Linked DNA regions of Homo sapiens: region 1 is linked to region 2. Evidence: read pairs that join two places in POLR2A ChIA-PET (ENCODE). Cell type or tissue: Caco-2. All regions are shown on one strand. Region 1 holds the start of LOC124907852 (a long non-coding RNA gene). Region 2 overlaps POLR1A (RNA polymerase I subunit A).

What was found. ChIA-PET counts read pairs that join two places held together with the same protein. Peaks named below come from ENCODE experiments on the same cell type or tissue, not always from the same donor. Only the 100,000 strongest peaks of a DNase experiment are listed, where the experiment ranks them.
Region 1: POLR2A ChIA-PET joins it to region 2 with 12 read pairs; 9 of 35 experiments call an interaction of 5 or more read pairs at or near these places.

The regions. Positions count from the first base shown.
Region 1 is chr2:86,097,592-86,100,091 of GRCh38, forward strand. It overlaps POLR1A (RNA polymerase I subunit A), which reads right to left. Exons shown (of 34, transcript NM_015425.6): 2 at 2,377-2,500; 3 at 1,020-1,169. It overlaps LOC124907852 (a long non-coding RNA gene), which reads left to right and starts at 2,132. Exons shown (of 2, transcript XR_007087121.1): 1 at 2,132-2,206. In Caco-2, no CTCF peak of the experiment used is centred here; no DNase peak of the experiment used is centred here.
Region 2 is chr2:86,045,562-86,048,061 of GRCh38, forward strand. POLR1A (RNA polymerase I subunit A) reads right to left here. Exons shown (of 34, transcript NM_015425.6): 19 at 1,604-1,702; 20 at 56-208. Among named protein-coding and RNA genes, the nearest start is that of POLR1A, 59 kb to the right of the region's middle. RefSeq lists an enhancer at 1-869. In Caco-2, no CTCF peak of the experiment used is centred here; no DNase peak of the experiment used is centred here.

The DNA.
Region 1 (2,500 bases), 52 kb after region 2:
CAACATAGATGGAACTGGAGGACATTACGTGAAATAAGCCAGGAACAGAAAGTTAAACACTGCAAGTTCCTACTCATATGTGGAAGCCAAAAATAAAGTTGATCTCATAGAAGTAAAAGTAGAATAGAGAATACTAGAGGCTGAGTAGGGTAGGGAAAGGAGGGGAACAGGAAGAGATTTGTTAAAGGAGATAAAATTACAATTAGACAGGAGGAATAAATTCTAGTGTTCTACACCATTATAGGATGACCATAGCTAACAATAATATAGTTTCAAACAGCTAGAAGGAGAATATTGCATGTTCGCAACACAAAGAAATGATAAATGTTTGAGAGAACTGATATGCTAATTATCCTGATCTGATCACTATACACTGTCTGTATCACACCATCACTATGTACCCCATAAAATATGTGTAAATATTATGTGTTAATACAAAAAAAGACCAAAAAAACCAAATACAAGAAGTAAACAAAGTAAGCATTACCAATAGGTGAACAACCTGACATATGCCTCCTAAAATGATGCAATACAAAGTACCCTGTATCATGTAGGTTGTATTCTTGCCAAAATGTGAATCTAATTACAAGAAATAATCGGACAATCTAAAATGTAAGAAATCCTATAAGACAACTGGCTTTGAGTCTCCAAAAAAGTTGGTATCATGAAAAAGAATTTTCTACATTACAATGTTCTACTTTAAGACAGATCAAAGAGATGTAACAATCAAAAGCAATGTCTTTTGATTGAATAAACCTTGATTGAATCCTTGGTCCAGAAAATCAGCAAAAGCTCATAAATGGATTAAATGGTATTTCACTATTGTTTCTATGAACATTTCTTTTATTATTCTTATAGCTTCCTGTTTTCACACTCAGCTATTGGTATCCAGTTATAAGATATAAAGATCAAACGTTCTGATGACTATCGGCATGGTAACTAGGACAACATACAAGCATCTCTTGTTCCCCACACCACTTTGCCTTTTCTGATTTCTGTGACCACCACTACCCACCTACCCTGTTCAGAATTCTCTCAAGCTCGTAGACTGCTTGTAGGGCCCCGACTTCCAGAACCCTCAGCTGGCAGAGTAAGAGGTGAATCACGGCCCGGGGACAAGTCAGCATGTGGCAGTTTAAACAAGAGCCCCGAAGCAGCAGGTACAGCTTCTGAAGAGAGGGAATAAAAACAAACAGGATATTAGAAAGAGACACAGTAGCCATGGTGATTTTCGGTATACTCACAAGTTTCTTTATGTAGTCAGTCTATTCCTTTAAAAACTCTACTTCAGCCTACATGCTTAGAAAGGCCTTTGTTATCTTAAGAACCAGATAAATATTACCCTCTATTTTCTTTTAAGGTTTTATTTTAATCCATTTAGATTTGAAATTTACTTTGGGCGTACAACCTGAGGTAGAAAAATATCTTTATTTTATTCCAAGATTTAATTAAGAGACTTCTCAGCCAGGTGCGGTGGCTCATGCCCGTAATCCCAGCATTTTGGGAGGCCAAGGTGGGCAGATCACTTGAGGCCAGTTACTTGAGGCCAGGAGTTTGAGACCAGCCTGGCCAACATGATGAACCTGTCTCCCGTAATTTTTGTAAAAATACAAAAATTAGCTGGGCATGGTGGTGCGTGCCTGTAATCCCAGCTACTAGGGAGGCTGAGGCACAAGAATCACTTGAATCCAGGAGGCAGAGGTTACAGTGAGCCAAGATCGTGCCACTGCACTCCAGCCTGGGAGACGGAATGAGACACTGTCTTAAAAAAAAAAAAAAAAGACACTTCTCTTTAACACGATTAACAGACAAAAATCATGTCCATGTATACCAACATATGTGTAGCTTAAAAAAAAAAATCCTGGAGGTGAGGTTAGCTGAAATAAAAAGCTGAAAATGTACCAGCATGACTCTAAACAGGAGCTTCATTCTGACCTCACTGTTGGGCTTTCTGGGGCTTTGCTTCTCCTGCCACCACACAAGTGCCTATAGAGACACCTGAAGGGCTCAGGGAGACCCTGAGAACACTGAAGTTCTCTCTATTACCAGGCAGGTGCCACTGAGATTTCTGAAGAGCACAAAGCCCCTGCAACAAAAGGTGTAGGGAATGAATCTGAACTCTCCCCGACCCTCCACGCAAACGGAATCAGGCTGTGGCTCTATTCAACTGGAATCAAACTGATATTCATTTATTTAGGGCCACAGGGTAAGTTGAAGTTATTGTATTTGGCTCAAAACTTCAAAATCTCATTCTACAGAATGCTTTCATTGGAGTGCCTGGGGCTTAACCTCCTTAGACCACTCTTGTGGGAGAGAGGCAGCACTCACAAATCCCACCAGCAGCCCGGAGACCCACACAACTAAGGCAGCACTTACATCGAAGAGGAGAGGGTTATACACTGTGAGTGGGAGCTCAATGTGGCCCAGGTGCCCAGAACAGTTGCTGAAGTCCTGCACGCAGGTGGAGCACACCTCTTTGGAATCTGCAGGGCCCAAAGCT
Region 2 (2,500 bases):
ACAATTAAGCCTAGAAATGAGGGAAAAAGCTAAATGGAAAAACCAAAATACATACAGGAGGTTTGATGCCGGTGAGGAACCTGCCAGTGACAAAGCCACCAGCCCTGGGGGTGAACTCATAAGGCTCAAAGCAGGGCAGTGACTTGCCAGACGCCATCAGCGGGGGTCTCCGACCTTCCAGTTCAATCTGGCCCAGCAGGCACGAGATCTGGAGGACAGGAAATCCACAGGAAACTGAAGATCCACATGTGTGTTTAACAGTGCTTTGTCCCAGCAGGGAAAGTATAATCTGACCTTGAAGAAAAGCTGCATGGAAACCGAGTTCTTGAAGGCTAACCTACATTTCTAAACAAACCAGGAAGCCTTCATTTTAAGAAAAAAAAAATACCTTCCTTTGGTTGACTGATCTGGATTTTCACATTTGGGGTCAGTTGAAAATGGGTGCTCTCTATAAAAAGAGCCATGTCTCAGAACCATCTCATGTTATACCTGTAAAGGACTGGAGGGTCCTGATGGGGAAAGAGAGGCCTGCAGGAAACAGCCATTTATTGCGATCCTCACATTCTAGAGCCAAAAGGGAACTCAGGGCCGGGTGTGGTGGCTCACATCTACAATCTTAGCACTTTGCGGGGCTGAGGCAGGAGGATCCCTTGAGCCCAGAAGTTTGAGACCACCCTGGGCAATACAGGGAGACTCTGTCTTATTTTCAATTAAAAACAAAACAAAACAAAACACAACAACAACAACAACAAAATGGGAACTCAAGCTATTGAGCTATTTGCTTAGAAAGCTGCCTGTTAATACTCTTGGCGTGTTGGAGGAGAGCAGTATATCTAGGTTTCGATGTAGTCAGGGGATTTCCTAACGGCTTTCGGCCTTTCTGTTGTCACACTCAACAGACAATGGGGTGGGCCTTTAGACCCTCTCAAGGTCACCAAGGTTTAAGGTTAAGAAATCTCTAGGACAATGTTTATGTTTATAATTTAATATTATGAAAAGATCGGCCAGGTGCGGTGGCTCATGCCTGTAATCCCAGCACTTTGGGAGGTCGAGGTGGGCAGATCACGAGGTCAAGAGATTGAAAGCATCCTGGCCAACATGGTGAAACCCCGTCTCTACTAAAAATACAAAAATTAGCCAGGCATGGTGGCGCATGCCTGTAATCCCGAGAGGCAGGAGAATCTCTGGAACCTGGGAGGCAGAGGTTGCAGTGAGCCAAGATTGCGCCACTGCACTCCAGCCCGGTGACAGAGCAAGACTTCATCTCGAAAAAAAACGAAAGAAAGAAAGAAACAATCATGCAAAATTACGTAAAAATTGTGTGAGTATACATAATTTATCTATATAACGTGAATATATGTAATAGTACAGTTTGTAAATTTGTAATATATATCTACGTTATACATATCCCATCTGCATATTCATAACTACATCTGCCTTTAACATTGGCATGTTAACAGTGGTTAGCTCCTGTAGTGATTTCTACACGCTTTCCTCTTTTTACTTGTCATGTTTTATAGGGAACAAACTGAAACCACCTCCTGCTATCCCCCACCTGCCTTTGCTGACACCTGTAAAGCTGCCAACCCGCCTCTGCACATACCTGCATCGTGTTCACAGTTGAACCTTTGGCTCCCGACTGCACCATCATCTGCAGGCTGTTCTCTGGGAACTGTCTGTGTAGGCCAAAAGGCATGCATGCCTGCAGATTAAATCAGCACAGTGGTCAGTGACTTCACCTTCTTTAAAAATCCCAGAATCAGGATGTAAATCCAGGAAGCAGAAGCAATACAGCCAGAATATTTATTCAGACCTAAGTACCAAATCCCACTCGAGGTAAGAGAAAGCCTCATTCAGCATTAATCCTTCCCTGGAACCCCTGAGAGGTCAAACAGGTGCTCCCTGCCCTGCACTCGCTGGACTTCCTCTGCCAGGATCCCCGAGGTTTCATTCATTGGCCAAAGAGCAGCAAAAAGGGAGAAGGAAAAGGAGAAGTAGAGGGGCTGGCAGATCCAGTTCGTGATTCTAAAAAGAAGCTGGAGAAGAATAAAATTTAAGGTGATGCCCTTGATTCGCCCAGCAGAGCCTGGCCTGGGTCCTCTCCCAGCGTGAATACCAACATCCGCATCATGTCACATTTACGAACATGCCACCCAAGCCCCATGTAGGAAGCTCTGTCTTGGCTCAAGAGCCAGCAGAACCAAGCATGCCCCTTCAGGGGGATCCTGGGGAGATGCTGAGAAGGGGGCTCTGAGTCTGGGGCTTCTAGCCTGTGCCTGGAATTCCACAGACTTGGCCCAACACAGGAGAGGCAGAGCCTGGGTGGGCGGAGGTGGTGGGAAGAGGGCAACTGGAGGGACAAGAAACCATTCTGAGATGCATCTGAAGACAACTTCCCTACTCCTAGCATCCCCAGTCAGCCCTAGAAGCTGAGCTTCCTGGTTCTCAGGGAGGTGCTAGGAAAGCTCCTGTCAACAAAACCCCTCAAGGATGGAACCTG